2 separate regions of the Mus musculus genome follow, and region 2 is linked to region 1. A link is a loop called in an ENCODE intact Hi-C map of the cell type or tissue named here. Cell type or tissue: left cerebral cortex. All regions are shown on one strand. Links, peaks and the distances in the headings refer to the core of each region. The heading gives the core; the rest is flanking DNA. Region 1 has its middle 18 kb from the start of Gm36241. Region 2 has its middle 35 kb from the start of Rxfp2.

Region 1 (8,407 bases), core at 289-8,288:
AAGCCAATCTCCACCAATACTGAGGGACCACGGCACCTGGAAGGACACGCGCAAGAGGACAATAAATTCACAAGGAAATTCAGATGTCTCAAATGTCCTTTCTTGAGATTAGATTTCCAGCAACTCATGAAAGGGAAATAGGCACAGAAGAGCCAGGAAGTCTAACAAGACTCATACTCAAACACTCACACGTGCACAACACACATACACACACACACACACACACACACACACACACCACACGGATTTACTCTTACTAAAATAGTTTTACATGCCCAATATTCCTTTCACGACCAACAGTGATGGTGTAGCTAGCAGATGGTCACCTGACCCTAGGACAGTGATGGCACAGTTATGAGATGGTCACCTGACACTAGCTCAGTGATGGTGTGGCTAGCAGATGCTCACCTGACTCTGACGTCACCTGTTTCCTTTTTCCCCGTGGCTAGTAGCATTTAAGTGAGTTTCAGCTGCAATAAAATTAGAATTCTCTAGAGTGGTGGGATGAGTGGTTTCCACATCTAAAGATGCTAAATAAGGCTGTGACAGAAACCACTGGTGGATGGGATACTGAGGGACTGAGCAGGCAAAACTGGAGCTCAGAGGGATCCTCCCACAGCTGCCCAACAGCAGATCTCACTGCAACACCCAGAGTGCAGTTCTGTTGTGCTAAATCCCAGCAGTGAAAGCCTGCATGGCCCAGACTTCCCCTTTGTAAAAGAATCTAGGAGTGGGCTTTGAAGCCCCCACCCCCACCTGGAGCAGGTAGGTCTAAAGGACAGTCCCCCTGTATCCTGGTCCATTTTTCTGCTTTATTTTTCCTTAATGACTCCAGCTGCCAGGTGATATAAAAAGCTGGGATTTCCATGTCTGATCTTCTCTCTCTCTCTCTCTCTCTCTCTCTCTCTCTCTCTCTCTCTCTCCCTCTCCCTCTCCCTCTCCCTCTCCCTCTCCCTCTCCCTCTCTCTCTCTCTCTCTCTCTCTCTCTCTCTCCCTCCCTCTCTCCTTCCCTCCCTCCCCCCACCCCTCATATTCCCGAAGCCATGGTCAAGTGCAGGATGAACTTTAAAAAAAAAAAAAAGCAGTTTCATGATTCCCTTTTACTGTGACTCAGGTGAGGAGATACGTAGATGCCTTGACAACAACAAAAGGATCTGGCCCTGTGTCCATCTACACCATCAGTAGCTCCTTTGTCAGTAACTCACACAGAGCAAGTTGGGTGGGGTGGCACAGGTCTGTAACCTTAAGTCCCAACACAAGTGCGAGTCTGATGATACTTAGAGACCAGATCAAAGACAGCCTTGAGTGTATGAGACTCTGTCTTAAAAGTTAAAAATAAAATAAAATAAAATAAAATAAAAAATAAAAGTATGGAGGGAGGGGAGAGTGAAAGTTGGAGTGAGGGAGGGGATGAGAGAAGGTAGGGGAGGAAAAGGGAAGGACAGAGAGGAAGAGGGGGGGGAGTGGGGGTGGTTTTACAGAATCACTTATTCCTGTTGTAAAAGAGACAGGAATGTTAGAGAAAGTGACAATCCTAAGATAAAACATCAATATATTTTTAAGACTTCAGGAAACTTCCATAAAGATCAGAGCCAGGGCAATCTCCAGTTTTCGGACTTTTACGTCCGTACACCACTTGAATCTCTGATGATGAAAGCATGTAATATTTCATGACAGAAAATTGTCAAGCTACTATGTCATCCTGTAACCATATGGAATCTCCACCAACCCGTCTGCTTTTGTGGTGATCTATGCTTAAAAAAAAAAGAAAAAAGAAAAAAGTATATGCTGGAAATTTCAGACAATAAATCGAAGACTTTCAGTACTATAGCACAGAAAGCTTTCAGAGGGAGTGCACACACATGTATGTGTGCATGCGTGTCCTGGGTGGGGTCAATCTACACTGACAAAGTCTAAGGAATTCCAGTACTGACTTGGATATGTAATATAGCGGCCAAGATCACACAGTGTTTTCTTCGAGTGGGTTTACAAACCTGGGTTCCCTGGCTGACAGGAGCTTGGCAGAGTCCATCCACTCTCCAGGCAGTCGAGGAGCTAATTTTCTACACTGGGACCATGTCACCTGTGGATGGTCTTCCTGCTGATGGTCTTCCTCCATGGATACAAGATGACTGGCTGTGAGCACGGCCTTCATTAGTGACCAACCCAGGGTAATGAAATTATGCCCTGCGACTCAGTTTTCCTAGCTAGGAAATTAGATAATAAAATTAGTAGTTTTGCTTTTAAGAAGATTATGGGAGAGATGATGCAGGGCAAAGTACAGCCCAGTCAACATCAGATATGACAGATTAAAAGTTTAAAATTCTGATTAACTGCCACCAGGAATGATGTATATATTAAATAGAAAATAAGAATAGATTTGGAGATAGTAAAACTAGGAAAAGAACTGTGTTATGGGCCAAGTAATATTCCCCTAGGATTCAAACTTTGAACTCCTAACTCCCAATACTTCAGAATGGGGATGAAGAAGTTGGAGTGGGAGCCTTAGAGAGGGGATAAAATTATAGCTTTATTGTTTTCATATTTTATTTTAAATACATTTATTACATTCTTAATTTATATATTACATAATTTATAATAAATATATAAGAATAAAATACTCTATTACATTATTTTTAAAATATTTATATTTTATATTTTAAATAATTTATTTATTTTTACTTTGTGTGCATTTGTATTTTGTCTTCATTATGTCTGTGTGAGGATATTGGATCCGTGCAGTTACAGACAGTTGTGAGCTGCCATGTGGGTGCTGGGAATTGAACCTGGGTCCTTTAGGAAGACTAGTCAGTGCTCAGAACTGCTAAGCCAACTCTGCCCCTTCCCCAAGAGGTGATAAAGTTAAAACAAGGCGTTCAGGGCTCTCTAACCCAACAGGCCTGTCATCCTCAGAAGAAAATGAGCAACCATGATGGGCACTCACAGAGGAAAACCTACTTGAAGATTACTGTACCTACTTTTCTTGTTGCTCAAACAAAACAAACAACCTAGCACAAGCAAATTAAGAAAGGGCTTATTCTGACTTGCAGTGTGCGGGCCTGCATTAAAGGTGGGTCTTCTCACCTTAATTAACCCAGTCTAGAAACTTCTCCACAGACACGGCACAGGCTTATTTCCTAGGTGATTCCAGACCCTGCCATGTCAACAATCAGTGTTAACCCTCAGGAGCATGCCATGAGAAGGTGACAAGGAGACAGACATCAGGAGAAATCAAACCTGCTATACTTGATTTCAGACTGAAGCCTCCAGAATTGTGAGACAATATGTTCCTGTCAGTTAAACAGGTTAGCCTAGGGTAATTTGTATAATAACTCTGAAACATTAATATAGGTAGATAAGTATAAGAAACTGAGGAGGAGGAGGAGCAGGGGAAGAGGAGGAGGGGAAAGAGGAGGAGGGGGAAGAGGAGGAGGGGGAAAAGGAGGAGTTAGCAACAGTTTAACATTGGTGGCAAACATGGACATGCACATGTGAAGTCTCAATCTATCTCAACACTGATTGTTGATCTATGGCATCAGAACCGTGGAGGGAAACCTGGCTAAGAACATAACAAGAGAGGGAAGAAGAGATGGCTCAGTGGTTAAAGGCACTGGCTGCTCTTGAAGGGGGTCCAGGTTGGATTCCTAGCATCCACATAGCAGCTCACAGCCATCTGTAACTCCTGTCCCAGAGGATTCGGTACCTTCTCTGACTTCTACAGACACTGCATGCACACGACACGCAGACATACATCCTAAATATCACTCCACAATAACGACAGAGCAGTGGTATCATGGGAAATTAAAAACAACGAAATGAGTTCCGGGGTAGCCAGGGCTACACAGAGAAACCCTGTCTTGAAACCAAAAACAAAAACCAATCAACCAACCAAAGAAACCAAAACAAAACATGGAGGCAATTAAGGACACAGACTGTTGACACCTTCCCCATGCCAGAGGAGAACATGAAACAGCCAAAAATGTAAGGAAAAAAGTTCTTAGACAGAATGGAGGATAAACTTCCTGGTATTTCAGGGTAAACAGTGTCTATAAATACACTATAACACAGACTAATTTTACAGCTGAAATCTGGGGCCATACGAACTTCCAGACAATTGTAACCCAGCAGATGGTGAGGAGGATGTGAGTGTTAAAACACTCTGAATTTCAGGAGCAGGATTGAAAGACTGTTTATCGCTGGATATATATATATATATATATATGTATATATATATATATTTTAAGTGTGTTACAATGTAGGGATGACTGTCTGAAGACTGGAAAGGAAGCATTTGATCCCTAGGTGAAAGATTAATAAAAAAGGATTAAATATCAACAGAAGACAGGAAAGAGGGAGAGTGATTTAGAAAACACGGTGGGAAGCGTTCACAAGGTGCAGGATAGGGTTTGGGGATTCTGGGTAAAGTCTTTGCTAAGCCCCAGGCTTGACTTCTAACACCCAAATAAAAATTGTGTACACAGAATTGTGATGTGCCTAATAGGTTAGTTGGTCATGAGCTTTTCTTCAAATAAAGCAGGAGCCTCAGGACTAGCCACTGTGAGTTTCCACATCTATAGAATGGGGATGAGAGGTACAGCCAGGATTAAGTAAGCTAGGGAGGGTTTCCAGCATCTTATGCACTGCTTAAAGACCACATGGTACAGTATCCAAAAGCAAAGAATAAAATGGAAAAAGACCTGTTCAAATGTTGCTCTAGTTGACTTTCTATTGCTGTGATAAAGACCATGATCTAAGCAACTTGGGGAGGAAAGGGTTTATTTGGCTTACACTTCTACATCCATATTGTCTGTCACTGAAGGAAGCCAGGACAGGAACTCAAGGCGGGAACCTGGAGGCAGGAGCTGAAACAGAGGCAATGGAGGAAAGCTGCTTACGGGCTTGCTCAGCCTGCTTTCTTAGAGGTACCCAAAGCCACCTGCCCAGGGCTCACTCTGCCCACGGTGGGCTGGGCCCTCCTATAACAATCATTAATCAGAAACAGGCCCCACGGACTTGCTCATAGGATAATCTGGTGGAGGCAATTCCTCAATTGAGATTCCCTCTTCCCAAATTTGCATAGGCTTGTGTCTAGTTGACAAAAACTAATCAACACAAATAACACAAATATAAGGAGAAGAGCCGGAAGTAGGAACAAAATGGGGAGTTGGAAGCCAGAGTGACAGAGCCTGAGAGTCACTGTTCTCAATGACACTGTCCTCACTACCAAAGGGCTGATATGTCACACATGATGTGGAACCTCCATGTTAACTTTAGAAGTAGTCTTACAGTAAAGACAATCTCAGTTCACTCCTGTTTATGATTAAACCTCTGTTTCTCAAGGATTGGGCTATGCCCCACCTGTAAGCTTAACTACAAATGGCTTTATTTCAAAGGATTGATTACTACTGTCTTCAAGCCTACCTTTGCTTCAGAAGGTCATATGACCACCTATGACGACCTTGCTATAATACCTGTTGTTATGGCTACCGTGCTATGAGTATCTGTTGATACGACGACTTTGCTATGCCCACACTGTAACCATGTCTTTGTTTCAAGAGGTCAGTAGGACTACCTTGCTTGTTCTGCTCCTGTAACTCCGACTATTTTGCCTACCAAATCCCCCATTTAGGAACCCCCTGCTCCTGGGCTATAAAAGCTTTGCTTTCCTCACATCCAATGCTGACCTCTCGAGCCCTACCTTAGTGGGAGGCAGCCTTTGAATGCAAATTTTAAAAAGCTTACTTAAATTAATTTGACCATAATGATTCCAATCAGTAATCTTTCTCCTCCCATCTTTGGAATTAACAGAGAACTTAAGAGATGGCTATGAGCACAGAAGTGTCTGAGAGAGCTAGTGACACACACATACACACGCACACTCCCCCTATAATACACAACACACACACACACACACATGCACACACATGCACACTCCCCTCTACAATACACAACACACACATACTCCCACCCCAATACACAATACACACATGTATGTATGCACACACATATACAATACATAATGCACACAACACAACACACAGGCCTCATGCTCAGAATATAGGAAACTCATAATAACAATTAGTTGGATAAGTCAGTAAATTTTAGCTTAGGAAGAAAAATCTAACATTAGTGGATTTCTTAAATATGATAGAAATTGCCCCAAGACAAGAACTTCAGTTTTTAATAATTAAATGTAATAGAACGATCTATTTTTTAATGTAAGGCCATTAAGTTCAATATCTAGCCTTAGATAGAAATATAACAGGAAATTTGAACATGGTGAGCTTAAAATATCCACAAATGCGACAACGCAATTGACTGGGGCAGTCTGACCTTGCCTCGCTGTGATTTCAATGACTCATAAGGGACAAATCTCATTACGAGGCCCACCAGGACAGTCAGAATTCTCATCTGTGCAGTCACGAGCTCAGCTCTCAAATCTGCTCCTTCTCAAGAGAACGAATGTTCTATGCTCTACAGCTCTGACTTCACGAGAGGAATGGCTGCCACGAATATGGGTTCAAATGACATGTGCTTCATTTTATTCTTAATTAAGAATATTTATGCGTACATGTGTGTGCCCGAATCATATACATATATGCACACCCCATGCATGAAGTGCCCATGGAGACCAAAAGAGGGCATCAGATCCTCTGGCACTGGAGTTACAGATACTGTGAGCTGCCACGTGGCTGCTGAGAACCAAACCCAGGTCCTCTGCAAGAGCAGCCAATGCTGTTAACTACTGAGCCTTCTCTCCAGTCCCATGCCTTTGATGTCTCCCCTTCTGATACCGCACCCACTACCCCTTACAATTTGTAATGTAAACCCCCAGCTGTCTGGGCTGCATTTGGAGACGAGTGTAGGTTTGCTTCTGTTGGGACAGCATCGCACAAAATGTCTTTATTGCGTCAGTGGCTGGGTTACCTTGTTTCTCTTTGATACACACTAGTTATTGGTGGATCCAAGTTCTATTTTAGGAGATTCTGAGATCATGTGATATTTTAGACCAGGCCAGGGAGTGAACTCTGCTGCACTTCCTTCCGTAGCCCCACTGCCTAGTAGGCCACGTCTCTCTGCGTACATTTTTAGAGTAATGATTGCAATCAGAAAAAAAAGTAGAAATTGATGTAACACTCGTTCACCAAATAGCCAGAGGACTTTTAAAGCAACACATCAACGGGTCCTGGTTCTAAGCTCAGGGCTTCGTGTACCACTTTAGGCAGAATCAGATTTTCACTGCCACCATCAAATGCCCAGATGTGATTTTTTTTTCCCCCGTAAGTTCTAGTCATTCTTTGTGAACTTCAAACTGTCTTTGGAAATGCATGGCCTACTTTCATCTCAGAGAGTCTGATTGCTGTAACAGCACCGTCTGCATGAAAGAAAACTTACTAAAGTTGAATTAAGTGGCGAAGATTTAATTTGAAAAGTATCTGAGAAAGAAAGGGTAAAAACCTTTGTAAGGATCCCAGAGGAGCACACCAGCTTAAATGCAAACAGCGTTTGACTTTCTGGAAAGAGAAGTTCATTGTACTAGATTATAATTCAATTTCTACATTCCACACACTCTAATTTCCTCCCTGTAATAGTCAAATAAAATTAAAGAGTGAAAAGGAAGGGCATTTTCCACTTTCTAAAGCAAAGTTAAATGCCAGCATGCATGGAAATTCATTTTGGAACCTGACGTGAATTTGGCCAACAGGCACTTCTTATATTAGTTCCAGGGGTTCTATTTGGATCTATTTTTTCTTTTAATTCAGGTGAAATCAAAGTGCTTTTGTCTGGTGGTTGGAGAAAAATTAATGCCATTCTCTTATGTGCTTTCTAGGATGTGTTTCTGGGTGGTTTGTCTCCACTCTGCCATTCCTGAGAAGAGTCAATAGCAAGGGGAGAAAGCCAGGTTCTGGCCATGCCAGGGTTGCCATTTCCAGCCACAGAGCAGTAAACCAGAGGCAGGCATCGCTATGAGCCACACTGCAGGGTTCATACAGCTCTTTCTGGGTGAGAGATGTGGAAACTCTGAATGTGCCTCACCCATCCTGATACACAGTCCTCAGGCCATGTATCTCAGGCACAAATATCCACTGAGATATCACACACCCCCATAGCCCATTATTTGGGGGTTTCTACCCCACCTTAGATCTTTTAGTCTCCAAGTATAGGAGACAAGCCCTTTATAATAAGCCTTAACACCAGAGCTGGGCAGATATCAACCCTGTCTGCTATTATGTCTACTTTCCTGTCAATAATCCCAAGGAGATGTCACTTGCCATGTTCTGCCTGGGCCACTCCTACTCTAACTGGCTGGTCCTCATGGCCATGTTCTCATGATTGACCTACCTTCTTCCTCCTTTCTCTTCCTTGTGGTCCCTGCCTCAGACCCCAAGCCTGGAAAATGAAGGTC
Region 2 (8,407 bases), core at 50-8,049, 57 kb before region 1:
TTTTTTTACATTCAAACTGGAGATCCCTTAAGTTAAACTCTTCTGGATTGACTGAAGGTCCACTCTCCCTATGGCTTACTAAACCTGACTCTGGTTTCCCATATGTACAGATAGTTGTTCTAGTCACAGATCTGGTCACTCATCTGGAAGCCATGGGTTATGATGACCAAGGGGCAGGCAACGCCCACTGACAGCACCCCTTGTTTCTATGGTAAAACATCCACTATACCCCAGTGTGTACATTATTCTAAACTTGGTAATAAGATTCCTTTAACTTTGGTGACCTATCGCCCTGCCAAACCATTGACATCAGGGCTCTTTGTATGAGCAGAGTTTTACAAACTCACCAGAGAGCCAGTGATCAATGGAAAATCGGGAGGTTTGGGCAAAGAGCACAAGAGCACATGGGTAAAATTCCCCAGGTTATAACTTCACGGAAAAACGAGACAAGTACATCCTCCTAATACGTTCCAATGACATTTTTTAAAAACATTAATTCAGGATCTACAGCACTGCCGAGAGCACCCTATGCAAATTCTGAATTGCTAAAATGTAAATTTATTTGGTGATCCAAGAAAGGAAATTACCATATGCCCCGAAGTGTAATTTTTACACGATAACACAGAGTCTGTTTTTCGTGATAGAGGCCAACAAGGAGACCTTAGAAATCATCTAGTTCAATTTATGTTGCAAAGGGGGGGGGGGTGGTGGTCCCAAGGCTTCTATCCACATCATGTTGCTACTTACAAAGAAAGAGGCCAGAATATGAGACCCTCAGTCCCTCGGCTCTGTATTCATTGAATAAATGGTTTGATGCCAATGGAGATTTGTGCATAAGGGACATACATTGATAAATCAAATAGATCTTTCTGCGATTCGTGCTCAGCTGTTCAGTAGGGGTAATGGAAAGCACATTTTACCCCAGCACAGGGGCCTTTCTGAAGTTAGTTGTCTTGGGGATTGAACAACATACAAGTGAACCCTTTCAGATGTCATAAAACATCTTTAGGATGCCATGAAGCAAGAAGACCGAAACTTCAAAAGCAGACATGTATTCCTATGTGAACTCCCACAAAGGTAGGCTTAAAGACCCATATTTAAAAGCCTACTCAGTCTGTTTCATAAAAAAATATGAAAAAAGAGCCATTTTCCATGAAATTCTTTGAGGAAGAGATTCTCAGGCTCGACACATTGAATGCGCAAAGACTTCCATCTGCAAATAGACTTGTCAGTAGTCCAATAAAACTGATGACATACTATATAAAATCCTATCACCTCCAAATATCTTCTATGAGACCTGAAATACATTTTGTATATTTATTATAGGACTCCTTGGCTTCCTCCATTCCAATACAATTGAGAAGAGCATGAAGATTTGTCTTATTTGTTCAACACCAAGTACTCTAAATTACTTCCAGAGCTTTTCCATGATAATCTAATTTATTTCTGAAGCAGTAGTCGATTGAAAAATAAAGAAAAAGAACTCAATTTTAACCAATGAAAATTGCTGGTATTTGTCAAGGGCAGCAATGGCAGCTTTTCCAGATACCACTTGTCGTTTTTCACTGTGAAAAATGAAGCAATAATTTAAGCTATAAATCTTTTCATGAAAAAAATGTGAAAGAGATCCATATTTGAGTTAATTTATACAAAATAGGGCATTTTTTTAAAATGGGAACTGGTGTGGAGACACAGGCCTTTAATACCAACATTTGAGAGGCAGAGACAGGCAGATTTCTGAGTTCGAGGCCAGCCTGGTCTACAGAGTGAATTTTAGGACAGCCAGGGCTACACAGAGAAACCCTGTCTCAGGAAAACAAAACAAAACAAAACAAAACAAAACAAAACAAAACAAAACAAAACAAAACAAACAAACAAACAAAAGAAACCCCCCCCAAAAAAACTGAAAACAACAAAATGAAATGAAAATCAACAAAAGACAAATACCAATCAACAAAAAAAGAATAAAAATAACCCTTTTTAAAGACTTAAGAAAACAGTGTACATTTTGTGTTCACAGTATATTGATAACAATTTCAAAACAATTTTTTTGGAAGAGAATTAACTTACTGTAAGGGTATTTGAGAACTTTTTTATATTGATCTGTGACTTCAGGCTTAAAATTGTAACTTTTTTTTTAATTTCCTGGAAAATACTTAAGAAATTTCAAAGTCAAACTAATTTCCCTAATTAAGAATCTGTCAATAAAGTGCCCTCATAGTTTGCTTAGTGCGGGGTGGGGTGAGACATGTGCCGTTTTTTCCTGCTGTGGGCTTTCTTTGGAAAGACTTCCTCTGTCTTTGCTTGAACAGTTAAGTGGTCCTGACTAAGCCACATGAGAACTATCCTGATTGGCTGGCTACGTTAGGGGGCAAGGCCACATCCATACATTCTGTTGCTGAAATATCGATCAAGGTTACGTATGTCTCTGGCACTATTTGAGGCACCAGAAAGTAAGATTCTCCAGGAGTCAGCAAGCTAATGGGGGAGGAAATATGGGCAATAATTGAATGGTATATTAAGTGACGCATTGTGGATCTGTGGCACACTCTGAGGCCACGTGGAAGAGGTAAAGACACAAGTATGGTGCCAGGGAAGGTCAGGACAAGCAGGGATGACACCAGTGAAGACCAGGAGCAGAAGCGTCCTAGTCTGCTTTCTATTGAACACCATGACCAAGAGCAACTTCCGGTTTGTTTCTGCCTCCACTTACAGGTCACAATCCATCACTGAGGAGAGTCAGGAAGGGAACTCACATAGAAACTGAAGAAGAAACCACGACGGAAGGCTGCTTACTGTCTCGGCCTCTGTCCCATGCTCAGCCTGCTTAGACAGCCCACCTGCCTGGGGATGTTGTCACCCACAGTGGACTGGACCCTCCCATCAATTATCAGTCAAGGCCATCTCTCTCATATATGGTTGCGGTGCAGTATGATCTAGTAATCCCTCAATCGAGGTTCCTTCTTCCCACGTGACTCTGCTGTGGGAAGGTGGCGATAAAAAATAGCCAGGACAAAGAATATTCCAGGAGGAAGATGGAGCCAGGTGGGCAGTTTGCACCTGCGGAGTTGTTTTGGATGGGAGATAGGTAGAGGTGGGTACTAAGGGACTTTATATACCCCCGAGGGACACTGGACTTTGTGCTATGGACAGAGAGAAACCCACAAAGAATTTACATCAGGATTAGTGTTTAGTTGTTTAGAACGCGGGCTGGTAGTGTGCGGGATGGGTTCCAAAGGATCCAGGCTGTAGTTAGGTAAGCCCTGTAAGGGCATGTGGTGGTCCTGGAGACTACGGACAGATTATGAGTTAAACAGCAATGTCACATTACCGAGTCCTCTGGCCTCATAACCAAGTGACTGTTGATACGCAATGAGAGAACTGAAGCCATCACTTGCACACATCCTGTTCACAGAGTTGGCGATCACACATGCATAAAACTACATTATTTATTAGTTTGTTATTTTCCCTCTATCTAGTCCTCAGACTGAAAATCTTCATAAACAGCCGAGAAGTTTTATAACAGGTGGATGAAAACCCAGTTTCAAAGCCCCGATTTCAGGCATCAGGAAAGAACCCAGCCCAGTCCTGAGAGGAGCATGCTCAAAGGTGACCTGGCACGCAGCCTCAGCAGTCCAGCCGGCTCCAAGGTTACCCACTCCCCTACACTAAACAGAGAAGGCTGGTTCCACCATTAGCTGTCCCAAGACTGTCACATGCACCCCCATTACAGAATCCTGTTTCTCCAGACCACTGGGTGGTGCTGTGGAATATGACTGTAAATTCATCTGTTTTCACAGGCTGGAAAATTAACTGGGCTTTAAACACACCCCATTCTCTCCCTTTCTCACTTGTTTTTAAAATAAGGAAGGACACTTATTTCCCAATGAGTTTCCCAAGCTCCATTATTGCATGCTAGGTAAATGAGAAGCTGAATTAAAATAACAACAACTATCTGTCTATCTGTCTATCACATACACATACACATACACACACACACACACACACACACACACACACACACACACACACACACACGTTAAGAATGTGTGCCTCGAAATAATTTTTTCCTCGAAATAATGTTTTTCTGTAAGATTGTACAAATGGTTATAAAATTTCATGAGACAGAGGTATGGAAGCGCTAGCAATAGTCATTCCATCACCACCAAAGAAGATAAATAAACCAAATAAAGGGAGCTGGAGAGATGGCTCAGCAGTTAGAAGCACACACTGCTCTTCCACAGTACCTGGGTTCTGTTCTCAGCACCCTCCTGGAGGCTCACAACCACCTGTAACTCCAGCTCCAGATAACGCAATGACCTCTTCTAGATTCCACGTGCAACAGGCACACATGGTTCACAGACACACATGAAGGCAAAACTCCTCTACACACAGAAAATTAAAATTAAAAATAAAAAACAACAATGTGTTTTTGCTAAGAACATGCATTTTGGCTTTGCGCTTTTGATTGGCTGACTGGCTTCCTCCCTTCCTTCCCTCCCTCCCTCCCTCCCTCCCTCCCTCCCTCCCTCCCTCCCTCCCTCCCTCCATTCCTTCCTTGTTCTTTTTTCCCTCTGGATAAAGTCTTCCAATGGCTGAGCGCCATCAGTCCATTTACTCATTCCCTCACTGCTCCAGCAGGTCACTGTTACTCCTAGGAGCTCACTGTCACTGTTGCTCCTAGGAGCTCACTGTCACTGTTGCTCCTAGGAGCTCACTGTCACTGTTGCTCCTAGGAGCTCACTGTCACTGTTGCTCCTAGGAGCTCACTGTCACTGTTGCTCCTAGGAGCTCACTGTCACTGTTGCTCCTAGGAGCTCACTGTCACTGTTGCTCCTAGGAGCTCACTGTCACTGTTGCTCCTAGGAGCTCACTGTCACTGTTGCTCCTAGGAGCTCACTGTCACTGTTACTCCTAGGAGCTCACTGTCACTATTACTCCTAGGAACTTATTTAATTCCAATTTTCCATTTTCCTAACTTCTTTATGTGCTTTAAGCACACACTTGCTCCTTTCTTCTTTCACTTATTTATACACACAGGACTACAAAAACACCCAATCGCAATGTTCTTCTTATGAAAAAAGGTATCTGTGAAGCAGGAAACAGACATTTCGGAGAGTTCTCCTGGGAGGAACAAATATCTCACAACATCTTTTAAAGGTTTCTCATCAGGCTGTCTTGTCTTTGTGGATACTCAGTAAACAAAGACATATCTGTATTATTTTGAGTTTGCCTCTTCGGACATGCGGAATGCATTTGCTCTTTAATGCCTGCAGCCTGGATTTCTTCTCTTGGTCAGGGTCAGGTTAGCTCCTTGCCAAGGCTTTTTGACAATAGCTCATTTAACTCAGGATTGAATTTGACTGTATAAATGTATCTCCTTCCCTTGGTGTACTGTAAGCCAGGCTCCCATTCTTTGGCCACTACTTCTAACCGTTAACTTTCCATTTAAGAAATATGAGACTGCTCATTTTCCCATTTCAAACAAGCACAGGGTTTTGTTTTGATAGAGTCCCAGTGAACCCTGCCTCCACCTCGGCTATTTTGCCCATTTTAAGGAAAGTGTGAACCCTTGCCCAGAAGCCATCTTCGTGTGAACCATGTATGGCAAGCTTCAAGTTCTAGTCATGGCGGGTTGGCCCTCAGCTAGAGAACTCCACAGGGGCAGCCTGTCCAGCGTCAGCGCTGTCAGTGGGGGACCAGATGGACCCTAGAGCATCATTCTGTATGGAATCATCAGAGCAGACTCTATCCAGCCTGCATCCTGAGGGACTCACTGCAGACTCCTCTCCTTCCATCTGGGTCTCCTGGATTCCTGAGGCTTTGCTTTATTCTCAAGAAGCCAATCCCTGTGAGGCACCGACGCTCTCTGCACTGGCTCCCCTGGGCTGCTTGAAAGATCTGAAAACTTTGACTGAACTTTCAAACAGACCTTCAGGCGTGCTGGCAGGGCAAGCAAAGTTTTACAAAAGTTCTAGCCAAAGGTAGTTGCTATATAGGTTGTACAATAGATTTTATTTTTGAAAAATTCAAAGCATGTTGTCTTGTTTTTATATAACAAATCATTGTTTTATCATTAATTTTTATCTGTAGTAAAATCTTGATGCAATTAATTTTTCTACAAGGTTATAAAGGGAAGAGTTTTGGGTGACTACTGCTTGCTATATTAATTAGAGTTTTCCAAAGAAATGGGGTGTATGTGTGTGTGTGTATGTATATATGTGTATATGTATATGTGTGTATATGTATGTATGTCTCTGTGTATATGTATGTGTGTATACTATGTATGTATATATATATATATGTGTGGGTATGTATGTATATATGTGTATATGTATATGTGTGTATATGTATGTATGCCTCTGTGTATATGTATGTGTGTATACTACGTATATATATGTATGTGTGTGTATGTATATATGTGTATATGTATGTATGTCTCTGTGTATATGTATGTGTGTATACTATGTATGTATATATATGTGTGTGTGTGTGTGTGTGTGTATCTCTGTATGTGTGTATATAGTGTGTTTACCAGGAGACTATACTAACTCTCTGTGTTTACAAAGGCTCTGAAGTTCCATCACTTCTTATCTAAAAACTAGAGACCCAGGAAAACCAAGTCTGTGATCAAATACTTGAGAAGCCAGAGCTAAGATGGTTAAATCCTGGCTCTAGGCAGGGTGAGGCAGATGTCCTAGCTCAAGCAGTCGGCAGAGAGGAATCTCCAACTTTCTGCAGCTTCTTGTCACTTCCAGGGGGTTGGTGAGCTGGTTGATGACCACTGGTACTAGGAAGGAAACCTGTTTAACCAGCTAGTTAACGTGGTAGCACCTTCCGTAAAAACTTAGAAACACTCTGCAAATCCACCCAGAAGTAATATGGGCGTGCTATGGCCCAGTCAAGTTGACACATAAAATTGCTTATTATGATAAGTCAATTTCTTACCAGATTGGTACCTATATCTATAAACCACACTTAACCTCCAAATATACACAGCAGCAACATTATAACAGCAACATATAGCAGCAACATTCTGCCTAATACGATACAATTATCTTACTTATAACCCCCAAGTATGATAATGTCTTTCTCAAAAGTAAAGCCCATGGGTTATGTTTTCTTTTTTAAACAATATTTAAACACTGTGACATGAAGTCAATTCATCTTAAGCAACACTGTAAAGGAATGAGAGCACATAAAGCAAATATATTTAATATGTACTCATCTGCATATATTATACATACATGCATATTCATAGCAAAATAAGGAAGATATGCTAATGGCTCAGTCCTAGGTAACAATCACACAACTGTAACTTGGTCACAGGGTTATAGCTGACATTTTCAGTCACTGTCTCCTTCTCCATCAGTATTTCTTTTGCCTTCAGAGTATCACTGTTGCCATAGTTGGTCCTGGAGAGTAAGCCTCCATTCCAGAAGGATCCAAGCAATCTGGAGTCTTGCACACATCAGCTCATTCATTTACTTCCATTTATTTACTCTTTCCCTTTCCTCCATATCCTTGCACACCCTCCCCTCTCCCATACCTCACCAAGTCTTCTAGACTCATGCTGGCCTTGACTGAACTATGTATCTCATCTGGCCTAACATCATGGTGAATCCTTTTGCCTCGGCCTCCTGGTTACTAGGATTACAAGAGGATGCATGGAAACCTGGCTTTCTCCTACAGGTCTCCTCCTCTTCCTATACTCTAGGCATCCTAGGCTCCTTCATGTTCCTCAAACATGCCAAACATAACCTACCTCAAAGTTGTGGCTCTGTGGCCAACCTTCTCAGAGGCCTACTTAGCCAAGCCCCTCACCACCTTCAAGGATTTGCTCAAACATCTCCTTAGGTAGCCTAGTCACCTGATCTAAGCTCATGTCACATCTTGCTCCTACACTTCGCTCTGTTTTAATTTTCCAGTACCATTTACCACCATCTCCCGACTACAGAGTGCCTTATAACCTCTCCCTGAACTTCCTGTTGTCTGTTTCGTTCAGAGATGTGTAACACCATAGTCACTCAATAAACATCCCACAAAATGCATCCATTCATAGGATATACTCCTTCTTAGGGATTCAAGATAAGAATCAGAGAACATCTGCTCTGTGCTCAAAGATTCATTCACACTGCTAGATTCCATGTTAAACACCACCAGGCAAAACAGTGTCTGTGTTTGTCAAGCATGCTACACACTGAAAAATTTAAGGTAATTCTCCCAAGGCTCTTAATTAATTACCAAGGCATCAGACTTTCAAGGTGCTAACTTAGTATTGTGCAATTATCAATAGTGAATTTTAATTCATTGATTTACATATCTTAAGCTTTTATAACCAAGCAGCTAGAGAAACCATAAGGCATGTTTGAGGGCATCTTGATTTCCCTTTCCAGTTACTTTGCAA

The links. A loop is a pair of places that touch in the nucleus more often than their neighbours do. Peaks named below come from ENCODE experiments on the same cell type or tissue, not always from the same donor. Only the 100,000 strongest peaks of a DNase experiment are listed, where the experiment ranks them.
Region 2: a loop joins it to region 1, with 1.8 times the contacts of the local background. A loop is called at or near these places in 5 of 42 quality-filtered maps.

What each region holds. Positions count from the first base shown.
Region 1 is chr5:149,922,663-149,931,069 of GRCm38, reverse strand. No RefSeq gene overlaps it. Among named protein-coding and RNA genes, the nearest start is that of Gm36241, 18 kb to the right of the region's middle. In left cerebral cortex, for the core only: no CTCF peak of the experiment used is centred there; DNase peaks (open chromatin) are centred at 507, 1,699 and 4,104.
Region 2 is chr5:149,979,104-149,987,510 of GRCm38, reverse strand. No RefSeq gene overlaps it. Among named protein-coding and RNA genes, the nearest start is that of Rxfp2, 35 kb to the left of the region's middle. In left cerebral cortex, for the core only: a CTCF peak has its summit at 3,756 (motif pointing right); a DNase peak (open chromatin) is centred at 3,761.